2 separate regions of the Homo sapiens genome follow, and region 2 is linked to region 1. A link is an interaction called in ENCODE POLR2A ChIA-PET data of the cell type or tissue named here. Cell type or tissue: OCI-LY7. All regions are shown on one strand. Links, peaks and the distances in the headings refer to the core of each region. The heading gives the core; the rest is flanking DNA. Region 1 overlaps PSME4 (proteasome activator subunit 4). Region 2 overlaps ACYP2 (acylphosphatase 2).

Region 1 (16,405 bases), core at 8,998-13,997:
AACATTAGTTAGGGACATAAAATTAACAAAGCTCAAATTTTAATACTATAAAAAGAGACCAACAGGGGGATTCCTGGAAAGCCTAGGGCTGCTGACAAATCTAAAGATTCTGGAGGGACTCCTCAGAAAGCTTCTATTTCCCCCAGTTCCTCGCCAACCAGCAAGTGGTTCTTATCTCAGCATTTATCAAAATATGGTGCAAGAGATTTGTTTTAAAAGGGCACAAAAGTTCTAACTATAAAAAGAAAATTAATAAATTGGTCTTTATCATAAATAACTTCTAGTCACTATAAGACACCATTAAAAGTAAAAAGCCCAGAAATACATATATTTGACAAAGAACTCATATCCAAATTACTAGTAAGAAAAAGACATAATCCAATTAAAAATGGGCAAAAAGGCTGGGCGTAGTATACCTGTAATCCCAGCACTTTGGGAGGCGAAGGCAGGAGGATCAATTGAGATCAGGAGTTCAAGACCAACCTGAGCAACATGGTGAAACCCCATGTCTATTAAAAAAAAAAAAAAAAAAAAGAAAAAGAAGAACTATGCAGGGTAACTTTTAAAATGCATTATTCTTGGGATCCAAAAATCCTAGGAATATTAAATCTCAGTAAAGCTGTTTGTCTTTTTTTTTTTTTAAGGTGAATGAAAAATAAATTCCTGGAGTGCTAGAGTGCAGACTACCAATCTTCATTTTTTAGACTACTCTGGTTTGACTTTCCTGTAAGCTTAAGTTCAAAAACCCTACTTTAGACTGTATCTACAGATGGTGCATTCCCTCTTTCCAGTTAATTTTCACATTAGGTTTTAGGACTAATGATTACTATTAGGTGTCCCAAAATAACTGAAAACCCTGGTAAACAGTCACGATTGAACGTGATTGATATAGAATATTTCTTTCAACCATCCAGAATATATGGATAACAAGTCATTTTGTTCCATCCTCCCACAGGGGAAGAACAAAAAAGAGTAAAAGATAATACAATAGCATTTCCAGCCGCTTCCTCCTCACAGCCCTACAGTGTATTAATCAAATGATTTAATTTTTAATCATAAGAAAGACAGTGGGCTGGCCGGGCGCGGTGGCTCACGCCTGTAATCCCAGCACTTGGGGAGGCCGAGGCAGGCAGATCACGAGGTCAGGAGTTCGAGATCAGCCTGACCAACACAGTGAAACCCCATCTCTACTAAAAATACAAAAATTAGCCGGGTGTGGCGGCACGCGCCTGCAAACCCAGCTACTCGGGAGTCTGAGGCAGGAGAATCGCTTGAACCCGGGAGGCAGAGGTTGCAGTGAGCCAAGATCTCGCTGCTGCACTCCAGCCTGGGCAACAGAGGGAGACTCCATTTCAAAAAAAAAAGGAAAGAAAGAAAGACAGTGGGCTAGGCGCCATGGCTCATGCCTGAAATCCCAGCATTTTGGAAGGCAGAAGCAGGAGAATCACTTGAATCCAGGAGTTCAAGACCAGCCTGGGCAACAGAGTGAGACCCTCATCTCTATTATACATATTTAAAAATGTAATAATAACAAATTAATAAAAATCCTTCATCTAGCAATACTATCTTGAGTAAATAATTCAGGTCAGGTGTAGTGAGTCACACTTGTAGTCCCAGCACTTTGGGAGGCCGAGGCAGGCAGATCACTTGAGGTCAGGAGTTCAAGATCAGCCTGGCCAACATGGCAAAACCTCCACCTCTTCTAAAAAATACAAAAATTAGCTGGGCGTAGTGGCAGGCGTCTGTAGTCCCAGCTACTTGGGAGGCTGAGGCAGAAGAATCAGTTGAACCCTGGATGTGGAGGTTGCAGTGAGCCAAGACTGTGCCACTGCACTCCAGCCTGGGTAACAGAGAGACCTGTCTCAAAAAAAAAAATAACAATAATAATAATAATTCAGAATATCAAAGTCAAAATGCCAAAATGAGCGAGACACTGTGGCTCACGTCTATAATCCTAGCACTCTGGGAAGTTGAGGAGGAAAGATCACTTGAGGACAGGAATTCAAGACTAGCCTGGGTAACAAGGAGACCCCGTCTCTATAAAAAAAATCGCCAGGTGTGATGGCACGTGCCTGTAGTCCCAGCTACTTGGGAGGCTGAAACACGAGGAGCATCTGAGTCTGGGAGGTTGAGGTTGCAGTGAGCCATGATCTTGCCACTGCATTTCAGCCTGGGTAACAGAGCAAGACCCTGACTCTCCAAAAATAAAAAATTTTTAAAAGGCCAAATGCACATATGTAATTTCCAAAATTTCCTGAAAAAAAATCTATAAGTCTAGTATGAGAATGGCTTGTTAAAGTGTGGCTTATTCCTTTAGACTAAGCTTGTCCAACCGATGGCCCAGGATTGTTTTGAATGTGGCCCAACACAAATGCATAACTTTCTTAAAACATTTAGGTTTTCTGCAATTTTTTAAAGCTCATCAGCTATCATTAGCGTTAGTATATTTTATGTGTGGCCCAAGACAATTCTTCCAATGTGGGCCAGGGAGGCTAAAAGATTAGACACCCATGCTTTAGACTATAATGCAGTCACTTAAAATTGTGTTTTCAAATAACCTTTAGTAGAATATGGAACGGAATATAATATTTATAAAGCAAGGCTCAAAACAAATATATATAACTAAATAAAAATACATAATCATTCAAGGAAAAAGAAACAAAACAGGCCCAGCACAGTGGCTCATGTCTGCAATCCAAGCACTTTCGGAGGCCACGGCAAGCAGACTGCTCGAGTCCAGGAGTTTGAGACCAGCCTGGGCAACACTGCGAGACCTCGTGCCTACAAGATATACAAAAATTAGCCGGGCGTGATAGCGCATGTCTGTAGTCCCAGTAACTCAGGAGGCTGAGGTGGGAAGATTGGTGGGGCCTGGGAAGCGAAGGTTGCAACGTGCCAAGATCGTGCCACTGCACTCCAACCTAGGCAACAGTGAGACCTTAGTCCCCAAAAAAACCAAAACAAAACAAAAAAAGAAAAAAGTAGATACCATAAAATAGTCTCTCTGGGAGCCAGGTACAGTGGCTCACGCCTATAATCCCAGCACTTTGAGAGACTGAGACAGGCAGATGGTTTAAGCCCAGGAGATCGCTTGAGCCCAGGAGCTTGAGACCAGCCTGGGCAACATAGCAAAACCACATCTCTACAAAAAATTTAAAAATTAAAAACAAAACAAAACAAAACAAAAAACCTACCTCTGGGTGGTAAAACTGAGAAACTTTTTTGTGTTTTTCAAAACACATTTTCAGTTTTTTCACTTTCTAAAAGTAAATAGGCTGGGCCTGGTGGCTCAGGACTATAATCCCAGCACTTTAGGAGGCCAAAGCAGGAGGATCACCTGAGGTCAGGAGTTTGAGACCAGCCTCGTCAACACGGTGAAACCCCGTCTCTACTAAAAATACAAAAAATTAGCAGGGCATGGTGGTTAGTGCCTATAATCCCAGCTACTCGGGGGGCTGAGGCAGGAGAATCGCTTGAACCCGGGAGGCGGAGGTTGTAGTGAGCCGAGATCACGCCACTGCACTCCAGCCTGGGTGACAAGAGCAAAACTGTCTCAAAAAATAAAAATAATAATAATTTAAAAAAGTAAACAGGAATTATTATTCTATATATTTTTTGAGATGGAGTCTCTCTCTGTTGCCCAAGCTGGAGTGCAGTGGCCCAATCTCAGCTCACTGCAACGTCCGCCTCCCAAGTTTAAGCGATTCTCCTGCCTCAGTCTCCCAAGTAGCTGGAATTACAGGAGCCCACCACCATGCCTGGCTAATAGGAATTATTTTTATAATTAGAATTAACAATGAAAAAATTAATATCAAAGTTCTAATGTAAAATACAATGTTTAAAATCAGATAATCAATATTTCTGCATTTCTGTGTATTATCTTAATTTAAATGTCCCTTATCAAAGGCTACTTAAATAACGTCTTAAGAGTCAACTTGAATAGGTTTCTCACCAATCAAAAATGAAAAGGGTGTGAATCAAGGTAATTGCAACTGATATGTTTAAAACCATTGAGTTCATGAAAAATATCAAAACAAAACAAAACCTCACAGGCCACATCTTTCAGGAATGCCAGAGAACCAAGTCATTAACTTAAAAACTGGTAAATGAAGGGGAACAATTAAGCTTTACCCTGCCACTCCTACAGGCACTCAGGATAAACAACATTTCATGAGGAAAAGTTCTTTAGAGCAGTGGTCCCCCAAACTTTTTGGCACTTAATTTTAACACACAGAAAGGACCGGTTTTGTGGAAAACAATTTTTCCACAGATGGCGGGGGTAGTTTTGGGATGATTTGAGGACATTATATTTATTGTGCACTTTATTTCTATTATTATTAAATTGTAATATATAATGAAACAATTACATAACTCATCATAATGTAGAATCAGTGGGAGTCCTGAGCTTATTTTCCTGCAACTTAGATGGTCCCATTGGGGGGTGATGGGAGACAGTGACAGATCATCAGGCACAAGATTCTCACAAAGAGCACACAACCTAGATCCCTCTCATGTGCAGTTCACAACAGGGATTGTGCTCCTAAGACAATCTAATGCCACCACTGATCTGAGAGGAGGCAGAGCTCAGGCAGTAATGTGAGCAATGGGGAGGGGCTATAAATTCGGCTCAGTACAGTTACTTACAGGCCACAGCAGATTAACAGTACGTGGCCTGGGAGATGGAGACCCCTACTTTAGAGATTCCCACCAAATAAGCAGAGTAAAATGTTTAAGTATCACCATTTTGGAATCCCTAGCGATGTAAAATGGCTACTAATATCATCAAGAAGTAAGACATTATGCATCTCCTGATGACAGTATATAGTACCACTTATTGCACAGTCTTCAGAAAGCAAAACTTTATGTGCTTAATAATGGTAACAAAATATTGTGTGAGACAAATACGAACACTTTGAGCTTACAAAAACTATGTTCACTTTTCAATCTCCTGTGGAACACACATAAAAACTTGTTGGCCAGGAGCAGTGGCTCACTTGAGGTCAGGAGTTCGAGACCAGCCTGACCAACACAGAGAAACCCTGTCTCTACTAAAAATACAAAAATTAGCTGGGCATGGTGGCACACGCCTGTAGTCCCAGCTACTCAGGAGGCTGGGCCAGGAGAATTGCTTGAACTAGGGAGGCAGAGGTTGCAGTGAGGCAAGATCGCGCCACTGCACTCCAGCCTGGGCGACAGAGAAAGACTCTGTCAAAAAAAAAAAAAAAAAAAAAAATTAGCCGGGCATGGTGGCGTGCACCTGTAATCCCAGCTACTCGGGAGGCTGAGGTGGGAGAACTGCTTAAACCCAGGAGGTGGAGATTGCAGTGAGCTGAGATAGCACCGCTACACTCCAGGCTGGGCCACAGAGTGAGACTCCATCTCAAAAAAAACAAAAAAACAAAAAAACAAAAACTTGTCATAAACTAAGCCACAAAAAAAACCTCACTTATTTTTAACACATAGACATCATTCTGTCCAATCTGATTATGATACAGTGTAAATCAGAAAATACTAATGGGATTATAACCAAGAGAAACCAAATCCATTTGAAAACACACACGAGTCTTAATTAAACAGTCAATATCAGACTTTAAGGCATTCCTCTCCCAAGAGGCGCTTCCTTTAAAGTCAGATTCAGGACAATAATGACTATTCTTACCATTATGATTCAGCATTATTCTGAATCTAGATCAAAAGAATAGGTAACAAAAATTAGGGTAATTATTTCAGGTAAGGTGGAACTAAAAGTATGGTGTCAATGCTATGATTATACCTAAAACATCTGAAACAACTTAAAAAAAAAACACTTTTAGACTAAACTTTAAAATCTACTGAATACATATTTAAAAAAAAAAAAAAAGTCAGGAGCCTTCCTGTATAGCATCCAGATAAAAAGTAACAGTGTTGACGGAAGATTGTTCCATTCAAATTACCAACAAAAAAATTAATTGAAAATTTCTCAAAGAGAAATATGCAGGAATTACATGTTAAAACTTTACTAAAATGTAAAATATTTAAACAAATGGCGAGAAATAAGGACTTTTTAAAATGCCACTTAAGAGCTGGGCGTGGTGGCTCACACCTTATAATCCTAGCACTTTGGGAAGCCAGGGCAGGTGGACTGCTTGAGCCCAGGAGTTTGAAGCTAGCCTGGGCAACATGGCAAAACCCTATCTTGACTAAAAATACAAAAATTATTTTGTATTTTTTACTGATTATTGTATTTTTTATTTATTAATTATTTTGTATGTACAGGTGGTGTGCACCTGTAGTCCCAGCTATTTGGGAGGCTGAGGCAGGAGAATCGCTGGAACCCAGGAGGCAGAGGTTGCAGTGAGCTGAGACCATGCCACTGTACTACAGCCTAAGTGACAGAGCGAGACTCTGTCTCAAAAAAAAGAGGGGGGAAAAAAAGCTGCTTAATCCCTGACAGCTAGGGCTAAATGACAAATATTTTACAGCAAGGAAAACTACCATGACCCATGAGATCTCTGAACGACCCCCTCAATTAATTTCAGGCAGTAACTTCAACTCCTGCCCACCCAAAATAAACACTTCACCATAGCTATATCAGTTCCAGTCTTTTCCTTCTCTTTCCAAGGTTTCACCATATAGAAATAACAAAAAAGAGAGGTAAAAGTAGCAGAGAAAACTAAGGGATCAGGAACAAATTACTGTGATTTTATTCCAAGACTAAGTCCTTCATCATTACATATAATATTAAAAATGTAGATAAAGCTTCTCACTGCCAGAAACACTGAGTGAACAAATAAGAGGAAAGGTTTTTTCATAAACTCACCTCCCCTATTTTCAATTACCTGTATATTCAAAAAGCATTTCTAGAGCAAACAACACATACAAGACAATAATGACTCAAACAGTTCCTTTGGGCCAACAACTCGCAATCAAATAAGACAGTCAGATATGACATTCCAAGTACCTGGAAGACGAAACATGTAAAAGTGAAATAAAATAAAGCATTAACAGATTTTTGTGGATTGATTTTTTTAGCCCAATTTTCATCATATATTAAGTGGTCATTGACTTTGAAAGTTTAGAAAGCTGTCATCACTTAAGTTATACCCTGAAGAGGCAACCTGAGGTCAAAATAATCTGACCATCTGCAGAATTAAGAGTCATAGGAGGCCAGGCATGGTGGCTCACGCCCGTAATCTCAGCACTTTGGGAGGCTGAGGCAGGTGGATCACTTGAAGTCAGGAGATCCAGACCAGCCTGGCCAACATGGCGAAACCCATCTCTACTAAAAATACAAAAATCAGCCAGGCATGGTGGCGGGCGCCTGTAATCCTAGCTTCTTGGGAGGCTGAGGTGGGAGGATCACTTGAACCTGGGAGGCGGAGGTTGCAGTGAGCCAACATCAGGCCGCTGTACTCCAGCCTGGGCAACAGAGCGAGACTCCATCTCAAAAAAAAAAAAAAAAAAGGCACAGGAGACAGCTCTAGCTAGAGGAGCAGATTAAGAATGCATATTTCGGTGGCAAGGAGAAATAACAGAATAAAATGTTGTAAGTTTCTATTCTAGTTTGCTTTGCAACTAACATAATCAACTCTGGATATAACATTTATTGATTTCAACCAGTAGCCAAGTAAGCAGGAACAGCATGGTTCTACAACTCTGTTAAGAACTCAAACTGCTCTGTCAGTCCCTTGGGGAAGTCATTTAATCTCCATAAAATCTGGCTTTCTTCACAAGGCTATGGTGACAGACTGATAAACGTACATGAAAGATGCTATAACTTAACGGTTCTTCAGTGGGGCTCTGGGTACCAGTTGCTTTTGAATTTTTTTTTATGTTCCACAGATGTATCACCTGGTTTGAAAACCACTGGACTGGCCAGGCGCGGTGGCTCATACCTGTAATCCCAGCACTCTGGGAGGCCAAGGCAGGCGGATCACGTGAGGTGAGGAGTTCGAGACCAGCCTGACCAACATGGAGAAACCCAGTCTCTACTAAAAGTACAAAACTAGCTGGGCATGGTGGCGCATGCCTGTAATCCTAGCTACCCAGGAGGCTGAGGCAGGAGAATCGCTTGAACCTGGGAGGCAGAGGTTGCAGTGAGGCAAGATGGTACAATTGCACTCCAGCCTGGGTGACAGAGCAAGACTCAGTCTCAAAGAAAGAGAGAGAAGAAATGTTAAGTGTAAACCAAATACAGAAGTAGTCAACCTCAAGGTTCCAAATGGGAATATTTATAGTATGTGCTGCTTTTAACATTCCAATAGAGGTCTCAATGAATGTAGAGGTTTTCTGTTGCTGTTGTTGTTTGCTTACCGTTTTTACTACCATGCTCTCAGTTTGGTGTTCATATAGAATGAGATTTTGATCTAATTTTCTACAAAGGTTAGACAGAAACATAGATTAGGATTTTTGTATTTGAAAAGGAGGGAAGAGGCGCTAGGTGCAGTGGCTTATGCCTGTAATCCCAGCACTTTGGGAGGGCGAGGCAGGAAGATTTGAGCCCAGGAGTTTGCGACCAGCCGTGGCAACATAGTGAGACCCTGTCTCTACAAAAATAAAAATAAAATAATAAAAACCTAGCTGGGTGTGCTGATACATGCCCGTGGTCCCAGCTACTCCAGAGGCTGAGATGGGAAGATCGCTTGAGCCTGGGAGGTTGAGTTTGCAGTGAGCTGTGACAGCGCCACTGCACTCCAACCTGGGCGACAGAGCAAGACTGTCTAAAAATAAGGGGGGGAAGGGGGATGTTTGAAATGCTCATTCCCCATTGCTGTAAAGAAACAGCACTTCAACATAAATTTAATTTCCTCAGCAAGGCCATTTTTATACTTTCTGCAGAAAAGGTACACTCGCCAGCAGTTTTGCCAGGAGAGTACACCCAACAAAGGAGACAGGGTCATTTATAACCCGAAGCGTCCACCCTACTGTTGTGTCCGGTTTCCACTTGCTAGAACGGGACCTCACATTCTGTATTTGTCCCGATTGGCTAGCAACTTAGAACTTTTTAAAAGAGGCAAAGGCAGAGAACAAAGGAAGGAGGAAGTAACTTGTGGAATGCTGAGAAAGATAAAAACACCTTCAAATAAGGAAGAGGAACAGGCTATGACCTAATGCTTGCTTGGACCAGTATAAGCATGCCAGGGCAAATATTTAGGCTAAATTGTGGGAGCTAAGAACATAAAGTACATTGATTTCTTCATTATGGCTAGCAGATATTTAAGAATGTTTGCAAGGGTCTTTGAATAAATTTTGCTTGTAAGAGAAGTTACTATTTATTCCTAATTAGATGGGGAGGAAAGTCTTTGAAGAGGAACCTCTACTTTTTACAGGGGCGAAAGGGATTCTCTAAAAATAAGTCTCATTTAGCAGAAAAAAGTTAATTCCCAGGTTCCATAAGAAAAACAGTTCTTAGAAGTTATATAGTTATATGCTTATTTACAAGCTTGCCAAAAAAAAAAAAACAGTAAAAATTTGCCTCCACTTCAATTAACAACAGGTATTTCAAATACAATTTTATTTTACAACACTGCAGAAAGAACACTTGGGAAAACCATTCTTAAGTGACATTCAGATCTCAGAACATCAAACGGTACATTTCTTTTTTCTAACTGCCTTTCTTAGTGCCTCAAAGTAAGGCATTAAAACACAGTGGTCAGAATGAGATTTTCTTTTCAAATAATACATTCAGAATTCCTATTTTCTTCAATGTTTTTGATGAAGTTACCACCTGGCCTAGTCTGTCCTAAATGAACAAAAATGTGCACTGAATAAAGCACACAGCTGGGCACGGTGGCTCACGCCTGTAATCCCAGCACTTTGGGAGGCTGAGGCAGGCGGATCATGAGGTCTGGAGATCGAGACCATCCTGGCCAATAAGGTGAAACCCCATCTCTATTAAAAACAGAAAAATTCGCCAGGCATGGTGGCTGCACCTGTAGTCCCAGCTACGCAGGAGGCTGAAACAGGAAAATCACTTGAACCCAGGAAGTGGAGGCTGCAGTGAGCCGAGATCGCGCCACTGCACTCCAGCCTGGGTAACAGAGCGAGACTCAGTGTCAAAAAAAAAAAAAAAAGGACACATACCATATGCAGTGGCTCACGCATGTAATCCCAACACTTTCCCAACACTTTCAGGAGGCAAAGGTGGAGGATCACTTGAGCCCAAGAGTTCAAGGCCAGCCTGAGCAACATAGTGAGACTTTGTCTCAAGAAAAACTTTAAAAATTAGCTTGGCGTGGTGGTATATGTCTGTAGTCCAAGCTAACCAGGAGCCTGAGATGGGAGGATCGCTCGAGGCCAGGAGCTCAAGGTTAAAACAGGGGGGTATGATTGCACTCCCTATGATTCCAGCCTGGGTAAGAGACCAAGACCATCTCTTCAAAAAAAAACACACAAAAAAGAAAGAGCGCACTGAAACTTCCAGAGGGCAGAAAACTTGCGCTGATACATCCCAAACGCCAAAACCAGTGCCCAGCCCACGCATTGCACTCAAAAAATTGTGTTCAAAGAAGATTGATGTCTGCCTCTACTACACTGTATTAACCCATGACTGTACACTAACCTATGAGCCTCTTGTGTCTTCATTTTTTAAATGAAGGTAACTTAAGAGAATACTTGTTACCCCAGGATTGAGTCTAAGTCTTCAAAGGTAAAAGGCAGAAATGAAAGATGTCATAATGTGAAAATGTTCATTAATGAGCTATTTTCTTGATCTCTGTCCATGAGATTTGATTACAGTAAACCTTAGGCAAAAAAATGCAAATGAAATGGAAACTCAGAAGTAAAATCACAAATTTGGCAAAGAAGCAGAACCTTATGAGATTGATCAAAGTGATAATAGATGTTAATTTTTTTAGGTTTTATAATAGTATTGGTATTGCTTTTTTTAAAAAATTCCTTTTCCTTTGAAGATATATACTGGAAACATTCATGAATAAATAATATACTTCAAAAACAATGGGGAAAGGGGATGATGAAAAGAACATAACTGGCCATGAGTTAATTAAGTGAAGATAGGTGATGAGGTTCATTATATTGTCTTTTGAATATTTGATATTTTTCATAATAAAAAATATGTAATGAAAAGAGTTTAAATATTAGAAAACTTCAAATCAGAAACACACATATGCTCATTGGCCAGTGATGTTCAGGAAGAAATAGCCAATTAACTAGTGAAAAGAAAACGACAAGCTGTTTTCAAGAAATTACTGAGAGATCTCTGGAAAACAGTAAGGGCCTCAAATATTTTTGAAAAAAAAGTATATGTGTGACATCATCATGAAAAATCAAATGTATGCATGTGTAGAGACAGAGGGTATACAGGAACTCTATACTTTCCATTCAATTTTGCTGTGAACCTAAAATTGCTCTCAGAAATAAAATTTTTGAAAAAATCAAATATGAAATATGTCTTATTGTGCTATTACATTATACAACTTTATCAAAGAAATTCATGTTCTCCAAAATCAGTTCCTTTTTTTTCCCCTTATGGAAAATCAACTTTCTCACTACAAAGAAATTTTGGTTCCCATTTTGAATGATCACTTAACAACAAAGTAAAACCTCTTCTATCACTCTCTCTAACTGGTTCTCACTGATGAGTTTGGTAACTTGTCAAGATTTCAAGATTCATTTACAAATAAAACCACTTGCATTTATTGTGTACTTCAATTTCAATACTCAAACATTAGATACTCTTAGGTGCCTCATACCAGACAATGCAGATTCAGCAGTTAGCATTTCCTTTCTTTCCCAACACGGGGATGATATGAATGTGGGTGCTCCTGTGGCCACTTATTACTTTCCACAAGAGAAGGTTTGTGTATTTGATAACTCATACCTTGACTACACCTAAGTTTCTGGTGGTTACATAATCTAATCAAATACATTATGTGGTTTCAACTGGGATAATCAATCCACGAAGGCTGCATAATATTTGTAATAATAAAACAACTGTACTTTCAATTCTAAAGGGTGCCACAGTTTTAATTAGCAATTAAAATGACTTCACATTATAATATAGTCACTTAATCATAAAACAATACAAAACATGTCACTGTAGCAAACAGGGAATCTAAATTTGCTTCATCTTACACCAAACCCACATACTTCACTAAAATCAAAATTCTGTTTAAACACACACACACACAGACACACACACACACACACGAATCATGGATGGGATAAGTTGTAGGAAACAGTAATCCATTCGCTTATTCTCCATCCTTTTCCCGCCCTTTCCTCCAGACCAGTTTACCAGTTTAAAAGGAACAAAGAACTAGAAAGGCCAAGTGATTTTTTTTTTTTTTTTTGTAAGACAAGAGTCTCCCTCTGTCGCCTAGCCTGGAGTGCAGTGGCGCCATCTCGGCTCACTGTAGCCTCTGCCTCCCAGGTTCAAGCGATTCTTCTGCCTCAGTCTATAGGCGAGTGCCACCATACCAGCCTAAATTTTGTATTTTTAGTAGAGACAGGGTTTCACCATGTTGGCCAAGGAACTCCTGACCTCAAGTAATCTCAGCCTCCCAAAGTGCAGGGATTACAGGCGTGAGCCGCCACACCCAGCGCATCCAAGTGATTTTTCCAGCAGTATGTTGTGGAGCCCTGAGGAGGTTTCAAGAGTTCTACTATCAAGGAAGTATTTTTTTTTTTAATGAGTGGGGTTTTAATTTGCCTGAGGAATCCAATTTCAAGTTTAAAATTTTGGTTGTGTGTTTTTTTGTTTTTTTTTTTTTGAGTCAGAGTCTCGCTCTGTCGCCCAGGCTGGAGTGCAATGGTGCAATCGCAGCTCACTGCAGCCAGCCTCTGCCTTCCGGGTTCAAGCAATTCTTCTGCCTCAGCCCCCCGAGTAGCTGGGACTACAGGCACCCGCCATCATGCCCGGCTAACTTTTTTTTGTATTTTCAGCAGAGACGGGGTTTCACCATGTTGGTGAGGCTGGTCTCGAACTCCTGACCTTGTGATCCACCTGCTTCAGCCTCCCAAAGTACTGGGATTACAGGCGTGAGCCGCCACGCCCAGCCAAAATTTGGTTTTTTAACACTCCACTACTGGCACTACATGGTGACTCACGCCTGTAATCCCAGCACCTTGGGAGGCCGAGATCTTGGGCGGATCATTTGGGGCCAGGAGTTTGAGACAGCCTGGGCAACATGGCAAAACCCCCTCTCTAATAAAAATACAAATATTGGTCAAGTGTGGTGGTACTCACCTGTAATCCCAGCTACTTGGAGGCAGAGACATGAGGGTTGCTTGAACCTGGGAGGCAGAGGCTGCAGTGAGCCGACATTGTGCCACTGCACTCCAGCCTGGATGACAGAGCGAGACTCTGTCTCAAAAAATATAAAAATAAAAAATAAAACACTCCACTACTTAATTTAAAGTTTGAAAAACCACTAATAATCTAAAATCTTGCCAGGATAATAATGTTAGGCAGGCCACGGTGGCTCACGCCCATAATCCGAACACTTTGGGAGGCCGGGGTGGCCAGATCATTTGAGATCAAGAGTTTGAGACTGGCCTGGCCAACATGGGGAAACCCTGTCTCTACTAAAAATACAAAAAAATTAGCCAGGCGTCGTGGCACATGCCTATAATCCCAGCTACTCTGTCTCCAAAAAAAAAAAAAGATAATAATGTTGGAGGCAAGGCCAGATACACCTCACGTACAGATAACCTGAGGTGTTCTAACGAGCACCCGCAGCCCCTCATGAAAGGTCCAGAAAGGCAAGAGGGCAAAATCAAGTTTTTTGGGGTTTTTTTCTTTGTTGTTGTTTTTAAGATGGAGTCTCGCTCTTTTGCCGAGGCTGGAGTGGCGCTTGGCTCACTGCAACCTCCACCTCCCAGATTCAAGCGATTCTCCTGCCTCAGCCTCCTGAGTAGCTGGGATTAAAGGCGTGCACCACCATGCCAGGCTAATTTTCTTAATTTTAGTAGAGATGGGGTTTCACCATGTTGGTCAGGCTGGTCTCGAACTCCTGACCTCGTGATCCGTCTGCCTCGGCCTCCCAAAGTGCTGGGATTACAGGCATAACAAAATCAAGTTTTAAGAATACCTTTCTTCAACTCCCTTCATTCTCTACATGGGCCATACAAGTTATCTACCAATATTTCACTCACAGTGTCCATGAGCTGTCTGCCATTGTCCAAAGACCATTAATTTGTTCCTACTTTCTCTAATTTGTTTCAACTTCTCTGATTTGTTTCTTCCCTTATTAAAAATTTCCCTTGTGATGTGTTACATCACACAACCTCTCTTGACCAGACAGTTCTAGTACTTTAAATTGTCTGTACAGGAAAGCCTCTATCACATGGCCAAGTATTTAAAAATATAGAAATAACCTTTCTTCAGAGATGTTAAACAGACCTGCAAGTTTCTAAATGGACTGAACTACTAAAAATGAAGAAAAAAGTCAAAAAGAAGGCTGGGGCGGTGGCTCAGCCTGTAATCCCGCACTTTGGGAGGCCGAGGCACACAGATCACCTGGGTTCGAGACCAGCCTTGCCAAAATGGTGAAACCCCGTCTCTACTAAAAATACAAAAATTAGCCAGGCGTGGCAGCGCACAACTGTAATCCCAGCTACTCAGGAGGCTGAGGCAGGAGAATCGTTTGAACCAGGGAGGTGGAGGTGGAGGTTGCAGTGAGCCACGATAGTGCCACTACACTATCTTGTGTCTGGGCAACAGAGTGAGATTGTCTCAAAAAAAAAAAAAAAAAAAAAAAAAAAAAAGTCAAAAAGAGGGACCAAATGTAAAGCCTGAGAACCTTCCAAACCAGAACTTGGTCCCAAACACACCTCTGATGTCCAGATTACGGGTGCACATTTCTGATCAGCAAGATAGTCCCACTAACTCTCAACTGCATTTACACTTTGGTCTTTAGGAATGTACTTGATCTATGCAACTGTTTCCAGTATTTTACAAATTATTCAAACAGTTCTTGTAGAAAGATACACACAATGACTGATGTGAAGCTTGACAGGATTAAAAAAATAAAACTGCAGAATACCAGAGTAGAAATGCTTCTCAAGAATTTAGTCCAGGCCGGGTGCGGTGGCTCACACATGTAATCCCAGCACCTTGGGAGGCCGAGGTGGGCAGATTGCTTGAGGTCAGGAGTTCAAGACCAGCCTGACCAACATGGTGAAACCCTGTCTCTACTAAAAATACAAAAAAAGTAGCCAGGCATGGTGGCACTCGCCTATAATCCTACCTACTTGGGAGGCTGAGGCAGGAGAATCGCTTGAACCCGAAAGGCAGGGATTGCAGTGGGCCAAGATCCTGCCACTGCACTCCAGCCTGGGCAACAAAGCAAGACTCCACCTCAAAAAAAAAAAAAAAAAGAATTATTTAGTCCAATCCCCTCATTTCACGCACAAGCATACTGAAACACATGATTAAGTAACTTTCCCACAGTCTCAGAGCTAGTGGGAGAAACTAGATTTTCTTTTCATTACCACTTTCTATTCTACAAAGTACTAAATATGATCACCACTCAGCTTTCGTCACACGTTTTGGCATTATTCAGATGTTCACTTATGCAACACAGAAGGCTTAAAAAACAACAAGCACAACTATGAACAGGTCACCTTAACATGACTTAGGAAAAAAACACACCCAAGATCACAACATGTCCCACCGCATTCAAAATGTCTCATAGTGCAATATCAAGAATCAGTTTCCAGCATCTAACCACTATTCCAAAATAAAATTCTACCCAGTAGCATTTCTTGCTGGTTATTTAGCTATAAATGGTTATGGGTTCATGGGTATTAAGCCATCAGCTATCTGCAATCCAGCCCTAAACACCAAACATTAGCTCCATTGTTATTTTTAGCCCTTTCTAGGTACAAACTTTTATCTAATAAGCCAAAACAATAACAAAACTCGGAGTGCTAATTTACCAAACTTGTTAACAATAAATACTTTAGAAAACAATGCTTAACTATGCCTTGGTAGATTCTAGGTTTATAAATCCAAAGCAGATATGCCTTCACACCATGGCATATTTATATAATGTACACTAAAAAAAGCTGTTTGCGTCCCCAAAAATGGTAGGTATTCTCTGGCAAGTCTAATCCAAGTGATTAAAATGGGGAATTACTGTAACAAAGTGACTATTTTTACTGTGCCTGAGCAACACAAAAACCTAGGAGTCTCACTTGAAAAAGCATTTGGATTTTAACTATTTATAAAATATTCTTTTTTGACTAAACGTGGTTCTCCCTGTTGCATTCCTGCTTCTGCCGCCCCTCACCTCCATTCTCCTAAGGATCCTAACACGAAAAACTTCATTATACTCTAGTCAAGGGGAGAGCTGTTAACCTTGACATTTTATGATCACTCTCTGAAGAGGGCAAATTACATGTTTTAGTTTTGCTTCTTTTTAATTAAAAAGGTCCCACCCACCCCTCAAGTGGAAATGAGAAA
Region 2 (16,405 bases), core at 1,043-6,042, 160 kb after region 1:
CCTTGTTGTCGATGACGTTGGCAGTTTTAAGGAGTACTTTGAGGTCAAGTACTTTGTAGAATGCTCCCCAATTGGGATTTGTCTGATATTTTTGTTATGATAAGACTGGGATAATGGGGTATTGGAAGGAAGACCACAGAGGTGAAGTGCTGCTCTTGTCACACCTATCAAGGGTATATACTGTCAATCTGACTTATCACTGTTGATGTTAACCTTGATCACCTGGCTGTGATAGTGTTTGTCTGGTTTCTCCACTCTAAAGTTACTCTTTTTTTTCTCTCTCTCTTTTCATCCTGTACTTTAAAAAATCTTCACATTCTCAAGGAGCTCCACGTTTTTTCCCCATCAACTTCCCTTGCATCAAGGACTTTGGGAGAGGGTTAAGAGAGCTGGGGACTGAGCCCCTGTGCTTTTAGAGTGTTTGTAACTGTGGCCTGGTTTATAATGTTTCTATAGATGTTTAATTATATTTACATCTAGAATAATATAATCTGAAAATTTGAAAGGGAAATTGATTATGCTGTGTATAGATGCTTTGATGCTTTACCAGCTCTCAGGGGAATACTAATGACACTCCTAGAAATGCATTGTGACTATCTGTTGGTATACATGTGCTTAGAATTTTTTTTTGACTGAGTTTTTTTAGAATAAGAGTAGCTTATTTGACTACTGATGACACAGAATTCTTTCAGTGCCACTTTGCCAGCCAGAAATCTCCACGGCTAGTGGCACCTCTGCCCAGGCTTTGCTTGGGCCCACTGGGCTTACTCTGCCCACTTGGCCCAGCAGACTGCGCTCAGGCTGTGCTACTGGTCTGGATCCTGCGCTTGCCTTGGCTCTGTGGTCAGCCCGCAGCTGGTCCAGGGGTGCCGTGACCAACTTCTACCTTGGATGCTGGTGTCTGGATGAGGGGGATGTGGCAGTGCCCAATAACTTGGAGATGCCAGCAACCACAGAGCCCCAAGGTGTGTTACAGCTTTTGCTTGGGGAGTCCTGAGGCCTGAGCCTCCAGAAAGTGTTACACTGTCGTTCATTTCTGCTGTCTGCAGCTTCAGTGAATGGGAGCGTGTCACAACTCATTGGGTCCTGCTGCCTGCAGCTCAGCAAATGGGGGCATGTTGGCACACAATGGTTTTTTCACTCCTATAGCTCGGCGAGCATGAGCATATGTTACAGCTCTTTTTGCACCTGCCATTCGCTCTTGTCCCATGACCAAGAGGAATGAGGTACGCGGACACTGGAGAGTGAACAAGGCAGAGAAGAATTTTATTGACTGACAGAAAAGCTCTCGATAAAGAGAGGGGACCCGAAGTGGGTAGCCCTCTGTGTGAGAGGGGGCCTGAAAGTGGATAGCCATCTGTAAGGCTGAGTCTGGGGTTTTTATGGGCTCAGAATGGGGTGTATGCTAATTGTTCCATGGGTGGGCCTGGAAAAAGCACCATTCAGTTGGCTAAAAGGCATCGAGGAAGTTCTCACTCTGGTTGTGGACTCCACCTGGAACTGGCAACTCGGTTTCAGGTTTCACTTGAAGGTCTGGTTTCACCGGAGACCTGTCCCTGTCTACCGAGGAATTTGTCTGTTTCCTACTGCTATAACTGAGATGAATACCATATTTCTTAAATATTGCTTAAAATGAAAACTGGGATGAATTATTAAATGGCTTTGTCAGATAATGCATGATTTAGAAGTACACATTTTTCTTACATAGACAAGTAAATGGAAAAGCTGTGTTTTAGAGGTTGAAAATATTAAGTACCACCATTAAAGTCAAGAAACATAAATATGGTTAACTCTAATTCCCTCTCCTGTCTTTGTTCTTATAGTATTTTATTTATAGTAGTTATACTTTGTGTTTATCCTTTTAATCATTCTGCTTTCAGCTACAGTTATCTGTGTACACTTGTATGTGTCTCTCACTAGAAAATAATGACAGTATTTTGAAGGTCAGGCTGGTGGCTTGTTTTCATATCCCCTACACGGCTACGCCTCTAGTGGGTCCTTCAAAAGTGAACTGAATTAAATTGAAGTATTTGGGGATATCTGGCTTGGAGAAGAAATTGTAGTGTGATGGCTGTTTTAACTGTTTGAAAGATGCCGTGGTGTATGGCTCCAGGGAACAGAACCTGGACTGATGGTGAAAGGTTAAGTAAGGCAGAATTTTATTCCACATAAGGAAAGCTTTGTAACAATTAAAGATATTTACAGTCATTAAGGGCTGCTTTGTAAGGCAGCATATAGATCACTTCCTGCATTCAAAATTGACACATGCAGTCAGATCCCAGGATGAAATGGTAGGTTACAATATAAAAAATAGGATTTTACATGAAAAGGTGTTGACATTTAAAACTCATCACAGGTTTCTTTAAATATCAGTGTGTGTTTGTCAATTCAAAGTATGATTTACTTTGCAAACATTCCTCTCAGGGTTTCTCACTGACACCTCTTTCCACAAAGTGAGGTACAGTTGTAGTGGACTGGACCTTGACTGAGCAGCATATCGTGCTGGAGTCTTTTATCACCAAAAGGGCTGATGTCTGCCCCAGTTTCCAGAGCAGAGTGTCTGTAAAAAACCTGCATGTGTCATATCAGCTTTCCTTCTCTTCAGCAAGTGAGGTGGAAAAAGTATGGGGAGGCCACGAAAGCCCATAGATAAATCTCCTACAGAAGCCCTGTCCCAAGAGGGCTGTGTTCCAGCCAACACTGATAAAGTGCAGAAAAATGTCTCCACATCTACCTTTTCTTTCTATATAGATATCTATCTGTTGTGCAGTATGCTTCATACTAGGAATCAGGACTCTCAGAAAGATTCTGGGAAAATTCCTGGTGGCTTATGAAACTTTGAGCAGTTGATTCCTGCATGGTTCAGTGCCTTGCAGAGTTAATGGGCTAGAAGTCTTGAGACTCCTTGGCTCACCTTCCTCCCAAGGCTTTAAAATAAGAGTTGTAGTTTGAGGGGCCCAACAAATAACACCTATCTTCATTGTGTGAGTTACTGTCAAGACAAAGAGTAAAGCGGAGTTTTAGGAATGTGATGTCTATCTGCAGGTAAGTGGACTTTATAATGACCTGTACTACAGAATTAAACAGTGGCCACCCCAAACTTCAGGCACAGGGAGGCTACTCTAGGGTAGAGCCAGAAGTATGATCCCTGTGGGTAACTTGCTCCCAGCGGGAGGAAGAAGAGGACATGCCTGGGCTGTGCATGTTTCTCCTTCTAAATTTACCCAGTAGATGAGTCACTGCATGTCCCTGTGACAAGGGCAGGGTAGAAAGTAGCCAGGAATGACACACTAATGATACGCCTCCTCACAGAAGGAATTTCCGCTAGAGAGAAAGATGCTTTCTCCTGCAGAAATAAGTTATAAAATCTAGAGAGAGCTCAGTCATTTAGTTCTACTTGCCGTACTTCAAGAGGATCTTCACTGCAGTTGTTTTGGTATGGAGTGATAGGAAAAAGTCAGGGAGGTTGTACGGTAAGCAAAATTGGAGAATGACTGCCCTTGTTCTACAAATAGAGGTAGGAAGGACTACATCATAGTCCTGTTTTCTGCTTTCCTTTTTTTGTGTGTGTGGCATTAACAAAATTGAGATATAATTTACATAACACTAAATATACAGTAGTTTTTAGTATATTCACAATGTTTTGCAGCATTACCATTAATTCCAGAACATTTCCATCACCCCTCCTTCCCTTTACCAGCTGCTTCCCATTCCCCACCTCATTCCCCCATTCCCCACTTCTTCCTCCATCCCCTGGCATGTTAAAGTGCCTCAGGGAAGTCAGGGACAAAGTCTCTGATGTCCTTGGCCTCTCCCTCAAGATTTCAAGATTGCTGCTTAGCTCCAATCATAATATTCATACCATGATTAGGAGAAAAAAGGGTACCAGTGCAATACCCCGACATGGAGAAACCACTAACTCCCAGCCAAGTCAGCCCCTGTTGAAGAGCTGTCTTGAAAGTCCCAACCAGTGATACGGCTTACATTTCATTGGCCATCCCCACTATAAGGAAGTCTGGGAAACATCAACTGGCACATTGCTGCCCCAAGTAAAATCAGAGTTCTGTTAGAAGGGAAGAATGGGAGAATGGATTTGGGGTATGCAACTAGCTGTGCCTGTCACAGTCGTTCATATATTAAATACACTTCTAAACAATTATTACATTTGATGTTTTTTTCCCAAGTAGTGACACAAAAGGACACATTACAAAAAGATTGTGATCTTGTGTCCATAACCTCTCCTTCAAAACACTGGCTCCGTAACCAAAAACAACCTAAATTTCTATTAAGTTCATATTGAATCTTTTTTTTTTTTTTTGAGACAGAGTTTCATTCTTGTTGCCCAGGCTGGAGTGCAATGGCGCGATGTGGGCTCACCGCAACCTCCGCCTACCAGGTTCAAGTGATTATCCTGCCTCAGCCTCCTGTGTAGCTGGGATTATAGGCATGTGCCACCACGCCTGGCTAATTTTTTGTATTTTTAGTAGAGACGGGGTTTCTCCATGTTGGTCAGGCTGGTCTTGAACTCCCGATCTCAGGTGATCCACCCTCCTCGGCCTCCCAAAGTGCTGGGATTACAGGTGTGAGCCACCACGCCCAGCCCATATTGAATCTTTTCTATATGATTTATTTCAGCCTTGTTTATTTCCATCTATTACTGCCTTAAGCAATGGGTGACACTTTTATTATCCACCCAGTTTGTCAAGAAGTATGAATTTAACCAAAAATTGTGCCTCAAACTTACTGTTTTAAGATTTAATAAATGCATGTGTGTATTGTTACCATTCATAGTTAAAAATGCTTTTATTTGTTTTTTTATTTGTTTGAAACAGAGTCTTGCTCTGTCACCCAGGCTAGAGTGCAGCAGTGTGATCACAGCTCACTGCAATCTCGACCTCACAGGCTCAATTGATCCTCCCCCACTCTATCCTCCCTAATAGCTGGGACTAGAGGCAAGTGCTATCATGTGCTATCTAAGACGCATGTGCTAACTAGAGGCATGTACTGTCATGCCCAGCTACGTTTTGTATTCATATTTTTTGTAGAGATGGGGTTTCACCATGTTGCCCAGGCTGGTCTTGAACTCTGGACTCAAGCAATTCATCTGCCTTGTCTTCCCAAAGTGCTGGGATTACAGGCATGAGCCACCATGCCCTGCCCCAAATGCTTTTAAATTTAAAACTTTGAAAATTTAAACCAAATTAACATATGCACATGGATTTAAAAAAAAAAACTCAAAACAGTATAGAAAAGCTGGTGATAAAAAGCAACAGCTACCATATCCTGCTCCAGTTTCCAACCCCAAATCCTGTATATTCTATAAAACAACCAATTTGACCATTTATTTTTAAAGTCTTGTGGTTTTTATGTCTTTTGTTATGTATATACTATGTGTGTTTGGGCCATAATCCTGAAAGATACAATTCCAAACGCCATAATCTTGCATGTTGAAATTCCAAAACATCAAAATCCTTAAAGTCTAAAATCCCCCAAATCACAGTTCTGAAAGATCAAAAATCCCAAAAATATAATCTGGAAAAAATCATTCAAAGAGTATTTAAAATACTAATTTTTGGCCAGGCACGGTGGTTCATACCTGTAATCCCAGCACTTTGGGAGGCCGAGGCGAGCAGATAACCAGAGGTCAGGAGTTTGAGACCAGCCTGGCCAACATGGTGAAACCCTGTCTCTACTAAAAATACAAAACTTAGCTGGAGATGGTGGCAGGCGCCTGTAATCCCAGCTACTCAGGAGGCTGAGGCAGGAGAATTGCTTGAACCTGGGAGGTGGAGGTTGCAGTGAGCCGAGATCGTGCCATTGCACTCCAGCCTGGGGAACAAGAACGAGACTATGTCTCAAAAAACAAAAACAAAACTAGTTTTTAAACATATTAAAAAGGGGATTCAGGCTGGGCACAGTGGCTCACGCCTGTAATCCCAGCACTTTGGGGGGCCGAGGTGGGCAATCACTTGAGGTCAGGCATTCAAGACCAGCCTGACCAACATGGAGAAACCTGGTTTCTACTAAAAATACAAAAATTAGCTGGGCATGGTGGTGCACGCCTATAATCCCAGCTACTCGGGAGGTTGAGGCGGAAGAATTGCTTGAACCTGGGAGAAGGAGGTTGCAGTGAGCGGAGATTGCACCACTGCACTCCAGCCTGGGCGACAGAGAGAGACTCCGACTCAAAAAAAATAAATAAATAAAAATAAAAAGGAGATTTATTTGAGAAACATTTAAAAACACAACGGAAACTTCATAGGCCAGTTTGCAGAAGAAGATAGGTAATAATAACGTATGTATTTTTGTGACTGTACACACTGAGGTGTACTGATGACAGTCACATAGGTGTAACAGTTACGAGAAGATGAACTATATTCATAAGGAAGTAGGTCTAAAAGCAAAATATATAAATGCATATCACTATAGTTGGTAATTCTGTGCAACCAGTTTTGTAACTGGTCATCTGACATACCTTGATGGACAACCTAAGTCTTTTGATGAGATTGATCAAAAATTGTGACGGATCACCACTGTATATGCAGTCACTCAAAAAGCCAGGATGTCAAGAAATTTTATCTTTCACAAATGTACGTATACAAAAAGGACATCTCTTCATTCATTAAGGAAGTTTCAACATTTTTTACATACATACACAATACTAAGTCAGCGTTGTGGTGACACACTCATAGAGTCAAATTTGCAAAAAAAAAAAAAAAAAAAGCATAAAACAAATTAGAACTCTAAAACTCTTTACAAAGTTTATGCTTCTGGCCGGGTGCAGTGGCTCACGCCTGTAATCCCAGAACTTTGGGAGGCCTAGGCGGGCGGATCACCTGAGGTCAGGAGTTTGAGACCAGCCTGCCCAACATGGTAAAACCCTGTCTCTACTAAAAAATGCAAAAAATTAGCCAGGTGTGGTGGTGTGCATGTGCCTGTAATCCCAGCTACCCGGGAGGGTGAGGCAGGAGAATAAGTTGGACCCGGGAGGTGGAGGTTGCAGTGAGCCGAGATTGTGCAACTGCACTCCAGCCTGGGTGACAAGAGCGAAACTCCGTCTCAAAAAAAAAAAAAAAATTGACATGCAAAAAAGTATATTACAGTGAAAGATTATAGGCAGTTGCATGGAGGTAGTCCATAAGAATTGGCCAACTTTTCACAATCATTATCTATATTTTGAAGTCTTCCTTCATGATGAATAGCTGCTTTTTTTTTTTTTTTTTGGACATGGCTCTTTTTGGAAAATACATTTACATCCGTATTCTACATGGCACTGCTCTTTTTGAAATTCTTCTATGATTTGATATACACTGACATAATCATCCCCTATTAAGGTTTTCCATCTTCAGTGCTATGCTTCTATGTTTTGCATACATGGAAATTCATTCTGCATGCACTCATATACAGACTACAAATTTAGTGCAGACTATACTTGTGATCAAACAACAACACCGTTATATGTCTTGTAATCCTACCATGCACATAATTATTTTTAAACCAGTCAGTAACTTTGCTGGTTTCTTCAGGCAAATGCAGATTCAATCCATTAAAAGCTGGGCTGGGCGCAGTGACTCACACCTGTAATCCCAGCACTTTGGGAGGCCAAAGTGGGTGGATCATGAGGTCAGGAGATTGAGACCATCCTGGCTAACATAGTGAAACCCCATCTCTACTAAAAACACAAAAATTACAAAAATACAAAAAATTAGCCCGGTGTGGTGGCATGCACCTGTAGTCCCAGTTACTCTAGAGGCTGAGGCCGGAGAATCGCTTGAACCTGGGAGGCGGAGGTTGCAATGAGCCGAGATCACACCATGCCACTCCACTGCAGCCTGGGCAACAGAGCGAGACTGTCTCAAAAAAAAAAAAAAAAAAAAAGCTTCTGGAATTTCATCACCTGGAAGGAAAGCCAATGCAGACAAATGACACATTTTTAAATTGAAGTTTTCATCATTGCCATATCTCATGGCCAATCGACTCATCTAAGTTTTCCACTAAATGCATCAGACTGAATGGAAAAAATAAACTTTGTTAGTGACATCTTGAAATTCACTTTCAGAAGCTTTGTTGCACCTAATCTGTCATTATGATTTGGGGATTCAGTTGAATCCATTTTCTTTTGCAACATCCACCAAATCTTCAAATAAGTGTTTTATAAAGTGCTTCCCTTTTGTCCAGTCATTCATACATAAATGAGTGGATAAGTTCTAGAATTTTGAGATCCAACAGGGGGATGAATCATATGCAATTGGCAAAAAATGGTGGGGATGGTTTTGAAAGTGCCACACATTAGCCAAACTGAAGCATGCACTGGTTTTTCTTTGTTAGATTGGGTGGTTTAATAAATAGAAGTCTATCTTCTTTGATGGACAGATCCCTGATCAAGAATAGTTCATCATTTAACGTGTTTTGTATCACTGGAGGAACCTCTGTATCAGCAAGTGCCTTTCATTCAGAAGTTCACTGAGCTTTTCAAATTCCATTTTTTTTTTGGCTGGAGGTAGTGGCTCATGCTTGTAATCCCAGTGCTTTGGGAGGCTGAGGCAGTTGGATTGAGTGAAGCCAGAAGTTTGAGACTAGCCTGAGCAGCATAGTCAGACTCCATCTCTACAAAAATTTTAAAACTATCCAGACGTGGTGGTGTGCACCTGTAGTTCTAGCTACTTGGAATGTTGAGGTGAGAGAATTGGTTAAGGCCAAGAGTTTGAGACCATAGTGAGCTATGATCACACCACTGCACTCCAGCCTGGGCAACAGAGTGAGACCCCATCTCTTTAAAAAAATTCCTTTTATTCTCCGATGAAGGTTATTTTTTTTCCTTTTCCCCCCTTTTTTAAAAAAAATTCAGTTGGCACAAAGGAAGGATTTTTTTTTTAGGGCAAGCGTGGTACTATGTGTGAAGATGCGGAAGTCATACACAATTGAATAATTTGGCAGGGGAGATTTCTTGTATCTTTTGCCTGCATTTTCACTTCTCTGAAACACTCAAAACACTGAGGGCAGATCTTACCCACTTGGTCTACTCAGACTCACAGTAATCTCTGGAAACACCCTTACAGACACACCCAAAATAATGCTTTATCAGGTTTCTAGGTATTCCTTAATCCGGTCAAATTGACACCTAAAATTAAGTCCACAAATCCAGCCCTGGTCAATTTGGCACCCATATGTGTCTCCTTAAACCATAATTCACTTCCAAATAAAGACAATAACAAGGTAATAGTTCTGTTTAACATGATGCAGCTAACATGATGCAAATATTATGCACACAACCAAACAGGTACTAATCGTATCCCCAGAATTAGGCTTTCTAGATTTTATCATTCAGAATTTTAATCTTTCAGGATTGTGATTTTCAGGATTTTAATCATTAGGGATTTTAGACTTTAGAGATTTTTAATTAAAATTTTTATTTTTCTTTCAGAAATGAAGTCTTGCTTTGTTGCCCAGGCTGATCTCGAACTCCTGGGCTCAATCAATCCTCCTGCCTCAGCCTCCCAAAATGCTGGGCTTACAGGTGTAAGTCACCACACCTGGCTGACTTTAGGGATTTTGATCTTTCAGGATTTCAACATTTAGGATTATAGCATTCAAGATTATGATTGGCACTAATACTATGTATATGCCTAATGTTATGTATATGCATAATGTCAATTTAGGCATTATTAGTAACTTCTTGCTATCTATTATAGTATATATACTATCTATTATATATAATAGATATGTACTATGGAGATATATGTGAGCATTAAGCATGTATGTCTACATATATATGTGTATTATATATTCAGTCATTATATATTATCACTGTGTAAAGTTCTACTAGAATCAACATAGAATTCTTGAGATTCTTTCCAGAACTTTGAATGCAGTAAATTGAGCATCATCACTTTGAAAGTAAACTTAAAGTCTAATAAATATGATTATATGTATATTCACAATATACATTAACAATAAATATAATATATAATCAATATGTTAATATTATTAATGATATTATATTATAAATGTATAATACATATATAATAAAGATATATAAAAATTTATATGATAAATTATTATAGGATAGTTAAATATTTCACATAAATATTTATCAGCTGGTTTTTAAAAATTCATTTATTCAACAACCATGTGCCAAGCTCTGGTCTAGGTGTTGGGGACACAGTGGTAAGTAAACAAGACAGAAAAATTCCTGTTCTTATGGAACTGACAATCTACTATAAAGATAGGAAATCAAAAAGTAAACAATGTATGTGCAAGAAACATGGGGTGCATTGCTGTTTTAGATAAATTTGTTGGGGAATATTTCTTTAAGGAGGTGACATTTGTATGGAGGGATAAATAATGGGAAGGAGCCAGTAATGAGAATATCAGGGGGAAGAGGATTCAGGCAGAAGGAATAGTCAGTACAAAGGCTAGGGGGCTTGGCATCTTTAAGGGGCCAAAGGAGGCATATCTGGCTGGAATGGGGTGAGTAAAGAGGAGAGAAGTAGGATATGAGGTAGAGGAATTAGGGGGCTGTGGCAACCAGAATACATTTCATTTCCAGTGTAGTGGGAGCCCCTGTGGGCTTTTAAGCTGGGGAAGGAAATGCTTTGATTTTTAGTTAAGAAAAGGAAACCATGTTGGGTGCTTTATGGAGAATACACTGTAAGGGGGGCAGAATTGGAAGCAGGGAGGCTAGTTAAGGAGGTTCTTGTAGTAGATGAGTTGAAAGATTATGGTAACTTTAAGTATATAAACATTATCACCCATTCTTCTAGACACAGTTGGAACAGAATTAAACTATTTTTCAGTAAATCTTCAGTAACGACTGGGGCCTAGAAATAATTTAGAAAATGAGTACAATGCATGGGTTTGAATATTTAACTATGCGTGGTATCCAGATATGCCCTGATCTCAAACCTCGGGCCTTTGAGCATGCTCTCCTATCTGTAATGTTCTACTCTCATCATACTAATTTTTGCTCATCATTGAAGTCTCAGCTCTAAGACCTGTTTTTCAACAAGCCAGCCCTAAAATCACCCAAGAGTGATTGTCTGTCATGTAGCTGTCTTATGAACTCTAATTTATATCTAGGCTTATGGATTTTACAGCTCCAAATTGTCCATTATTTTAATTGCCATATTTAATTGCCAGTTTACTTGTCCATCTTTCCCACTAGATTGTAAACTCTTAGATGCAGGGACTGTGTCTTACTCATCTCATTCTTTGCACTTAAAATTAGACAATTGAAAAATGTTTGTTAAGTCAATAATCAATGTTTAACTGTGTGCCTATTAGATTTACCTGAGTTACCTCATTCTTAGATTATGTTAGTGTGAATAAAATATTACATCAATAGATTGGAGCAGGTAATTTCCTTAACACTGCAACACATAGTGGAATATCTGTGTTTGATTCCACTTTAAAAATTTTCTCAAACCCCATCACCATAGGCTAATGGTCTTTGTCATCATCAATGAATAGATGGTGGAAGGGCTGCTCGAGATTCGTAAATGTTGAAAGGACGTTGCTCTTCACTGAGGGGCATGTTGTCAGTTTCCCTCTTTGGGCAGCTCCAGTATTTCTACTAGTAAGTGGTACAGATGGAGGGAGAAATCTACGTGACAGGCTGCCTAGGCTGTGCCAATGTCAGGTCCCTTTAGGGTGCAGGAGGGGAGAGTTGCCTTTTTATCATGCATGGTTTTTTCCATGTAATTCGTCTGACTTGTGAAAAAAAGGTGAGGCAACAATGACATGCAAATACATGAGTTATTACCAACACCAACTTGAACAGTGTGATGGAGCGTGCATCAGATCTGTGGTACCCTACGAGATTTTAATTTTCTCCTTTTGATGCAATTCTTACCTGAAATATAAACTCTTTTCAAATCTCTCCCAGACCTTTCTTTAAGGGGGAGTCAGCCATTGCTTCTAAACTTTAGTGGGCATAAGAATTGCCTGGAAAGCATGTGAAAACAGATTACTGGGCTCCACCTGTAGCATTTCTGTTCCTTGGAGGAGGGGCCCAAGAATTTTATTTTCTGAAAAAAACTCTCAGGTGCTGCTGTTTCATGGACTACTCTTTAAATAGGAAAGAGATGGACTACGTGTTTCTAATTTCTGTTTACTGCCATTGCAAGTGCTTTCTCTTTTCATAACGCTAATATTCTGGCCTGTTAGCGGTTGAGGAACTCAGAGGGGAATATACACAATACAACCTAGACCAAAACTTTCAGTCTACTTACTTGGTCAGTGTCTTACTGTGTTCTGGGATCCCCTTACCCTTATGATAAAAAGACGCACACTTTTGCCTGCACAGTGCAGCTTGTCTTCTCTCCTGTTTTATCTCTCTCCTACCTGGTCTGGTTGACCTGAAGTTTCTGGAATTTTCTGCTAATTCCTTTTATATCTACCAGCTAATGTCTTCCCCTCCATCTATATAACAGATTGCCTTTCTGATTCTCTTTCAGATCAATATGTCCCACTCATCATTCCTCCACATTGAACATCTATCTCTTGAAATATTTTTATAGCCCTATAAAAACTCCATTTGTGATACTATCCTGTCTTCATTGCTTTGCTGCTTTTTTTTCCTTCATACTTGTTGGGTACCACAGTATACTACCATCAGGAAACTATAAATCTGCTTACAAAACTGCATAAAATATCTAAGCTACTGATGCTTTCTTCTGTATCCTCTTAACCAGGCTTAACTGCTGTATGTAGAATCAATACCTTTTGGACTCTTTGGAGATTGATCCATCCGCTGTGACTTCCCAGTGTATTTTTTCCCAATGTATTATTTTTCAATTGAGATAGAATATAAATTCAGCAACATTCACCTTTTATAGTGTACAATTGAATGATTTTTTTTTTTTTTTTTTGAGACTGAGTCTCGCTCTGTTGCCCAGGCTGGAGTGCAATGGCATGATCTTGGCTCACCGAAACCTCCGCCTCCCAGGCTCAAGTGATTCTCCTGCCTCAGCCTCCCAAGTAGCTAGGATTACAGGCACCCACCATTATGCCCAGCTAATTTTTGTATTTTTCTTGAGATGGGATTTCACCATATTGGTCAGGCTGGTCTTGAACTCCTGACCTCAGGTGATCCACCCGCCTTGGCCTCCCAAAGTGCTGGGATTACAGGTGTGAGCCACCACACCCGGCCCAATGAATTTTTAACAAATGCATACAGTCATGTAATCCTCACCACAACTGAGATATAGAACAGTCCCATCACCCCGAAGTTCTTCACCCCCCATTGTAGCACTCTCCCCTCTACTCCTGGCCCTTGGCAACTGACAATCAGTTTTCTGTCCTTATAGTTTGCCTTTTCCAGAAAGTGGAGTTACACAGTATGTGTGAGTCTGGCCTCTCTTACTTAGCATAATGCATTTGTGATTCATACGTGTTGTTGCTTGTATCCCTGGTTCATTCCTTTTTATTGCTGCAGCTGCATGCTATTCCGTTGTGTGGATCTACCACAGTTGTTTATCTATTCCCAATGTTTTTTAATTGCTATATCCTCTCCTCTAAATTTAAGCACTTTTTTTTTCTGTCATTTGGCTTTTGAGTACGAAAAAGTAAATTTCCAAATTTACCATGTGTTCTAGGTAGAAATAAAAACTAAGTTGCAATAGGTACTAATAAGCTCTGAATTTCTGCACCTGATACATTCCTGATGTTTCTTTACTTAGGCCTATTTTAACCAACTCTCAAGTAGGAGCCCAGATGTGGGGCATATCTATACCAAAGAAGCCTGTTCTAATTCATCCTTTTGGATCAAGAGTTTTCCAAGTTGCAATTTGAAGGACTGACTTGAGATCTGTTATTTAGGGTCATTGCTGCAATTCCCAGGAGAGATGTAAGAAGGCCTTCCCTTTCACTAAAGGGGTCCCATACCATAAATACATATCCCTGATAATTTGGAACCAGCCTGTCTCTTGTGTCACCCCCACTCTAGGGCCCAGTTCTCTATGTATCAATATTTGGTTCTAGACCACCCAAGGTATGAAGTCCCATAGTATTCTTGACCTCTGTCTGAGATGAGACTCCTATAGTTTTGCAGGCTGGGTAAGCAAAGTATAGGATACCATCATAGTTGGCCAATATAGAACAGCTTATCATGGTCTAGATAGGGAAAACATAACCAAGACCAATGATACTTCCCAGCCTACATGGTTCAAAGTATTAACATAATGTAATCTACACTATAGAGATTCTAAGAATCATTTCCATTTCAGTTAGTTTCCATTAGTACTTAGGCTTCAGAGCTAGGGACAGTGGCTCATGCCTGGAGTCCTAGCTACTCAGGAGGCGAGGCAGGAAGATCCCTTGAGCCCAGGAGTTTGAGGGGGCAGTGAGCTACGATTGCATCACTGTATTCCAGCCTGGGTGCAGAGCAAGACCCTGTCTCTAAAATAAATAAATAAGTAAGTAAATAAATAAATAAATAAATAAAGAACTGAGGCTTCAGAAGCCAAGTTATGGTCAAGCATATCATTTCATAAGTTTCATTGGTTCTATAACTAGAAATAAAATACACAAATGTTTTATTACATTTAAATTTGTATTTAGTCCTTACATTTTAAGAAGATATCTTAAAAGTTGAGGACAGCTAAATTTTATGCCAAGTATACTCAACTGTACCTGTAATAACTATTTTGTTTTATTTAGCATTTAAAAATAGAATAAATATGTGCTTCAGCATTTTATTTATTTGGATTCAGCAGAATATTACTATTTTTCTCCAAAAAGTCTTCCTTTTCTCTTTTCATTTTAAAAGAAACTAATTTTCAAAAACACTTTCTAAATATATTCAGAGTAAACATTTTATTTATTTCATTTACTTACCACTTAATAAATACAGGGGTTCCCCCTTGTTCTTGGGTCGGGATGCAGTCCAGGAACCCCAGTGTATGCCTGAAACTGTGGATAGTGTAGAACCCTCGATATGCTAAGCATTTATCATACACTGTGGCCATAACTTTTACAATTTGAGGTATAACAGCAAAACTAACACAAATTTCTTCTTCCTTCTTCACAGTTTCATGGACAGAAGATTGTTTTTACTTTAGATCTTAGCAGCGTCAGCATACAATGTTTTTCTTTCCTTATCAAGTCGAGAACTTTCACCTTTTCACTTAGAGGAAGCACTTTATGGTTTCTCTTTGGCGCATTTGCCAGCATCACTACTCTCGTGCTTCGGGGTTCATCATTAAGTAAAATAAGGGTTACTCGAACACAAGCACTGCAGTACCACCAAGTCAGTCGATCTGATAACCAAGAGAGTGTCTACAGTGTGGATCTGCTGGACAAAGGGATAATTCATGGGTGGGACAGCATGAGATTTCACTATGCTACTCAGAAAGGCATTCAATTTAAAACTTATGAATTGTTTATTTCTGGAATTTTAAATTTAATATTGTAGGACCACAGTTGATGGAGGATTAAGTGAAACTGCAGAAGGTGAAACCAAGGATAAATGGGGACCACCTAGATAAAAGTTAAGTCAGGAAACATATAACCTTTTAAAGGAGGACAAGCTGACAATTCTTTTTATCTTTCTTTTATACAGGTGTTTGCTTCAGAATGGTAAGTCAGTACAATCTTTATTATTTTGCTATTTTTTTTCCACTGTTATTCCCAATTACAGAGATAGGGCAGTTTTCTACTTGGCGCTAGTCTACTGTTTACTCCCTGTCCTTGACAGCAAATGAAGAAATATATGTATTTCTTTGAAATTACTGATTGAGATTTTTATTAATGCTAAAAACATTGTACCCTTCTTAGTATTTACTTAACATTTTCTATATTCAAAAGTACCTCTCTTTGGGTGATTTTAATGAAACGCTTTGATTAGGTGTATTGAATACAAAGTATGGGACTTTCTACATGTTCTGGATGGAAGAAATCCTCTAGGCAACGGTACATATGTTGCACTGCAAAACAAAACACGCTAATGTTGCATAATGAAGTGGTTCCCAGGATTTAGCAGATTAAGCGCCACGTCGTGTTTTAAAATTTATTTATTTAGTTTGGAGACGGAGTCTTATTCTGTTGCCCAGTCTGGAGTACAGTGGTGCGATCTCAGCTCACTGCAGCCTCCGCCTTCCAGGCTCAAGTGATTCTCCTGCCTCACCCTCCCAAGTAGCTGGGATTACACAGGTGCCTGCTACGACATCCAGCTACTTTTTTATTTTTAGTAGAGATGGCATTTCACCATGTTGGCCAGGCTGGTCTTGAACTTCTAGCCTTAAGTGATCCAGCCACCTCAGCCTCCCAGAGTGCTGGAATTACAGGTGTGAGCCACCATGCCCAGCCAAGCTAATTTTTTTTAACTTTTAGTAGAGACAGGGTTTCACCATATTGCCTGGGCTGGTCTTGAACTCCTGACCTCAAGTTATCCACCTGCCTTGGCCTC

Evidence for each region. Peaks named below come from ENCODE experiments on the same cell type or tissue, not always from the same donor. Only the 100,000 strongest peaks of a DNase experiment are listed, where the experiment ranks them.
Region 2: POLR2A ChIA-PET joins it to region 1 with 5 read pairs; 12 of 35 experiments call an interaction of 5 or more read pairs at or near these places.

The regions. Positions count from the first base shown.
Region 1 is chr2:53,952,974-53,969,378 of GRCh38, forward strand. All of the region lies in intron 1 of PSME4 (proteasome activator subunit 4), which reads right to left. Among named protein-coding and RNA genes, the nearest start is that of PSME4, 9.8 kb to the right of the region's middle. In OCI-LY7, for the core only: a CTCF peak has its summit at 12,354; no DNase peak of the experiment used is centred there; H3K4me3 peaks cover 640 bases; H3K27ac peaks cover 816 bases.
Region 2 is chr2:54,119,894-54,136,298 of GRCh38, forward strand. ACYP2 (acylphosphatase 2) reads left to right here. Exons shown (of 4, transcript NM_138448.4): 2 at 15,560-15,576. Among named protein-coding and RNA genes, the nearest start is that of ACYP2, 12 kb to the left of the region's middle. In OCI-LY7, for the core only: no CTCF peak of the experiment used is centred there; no DNase peak of the experiment used is centred there.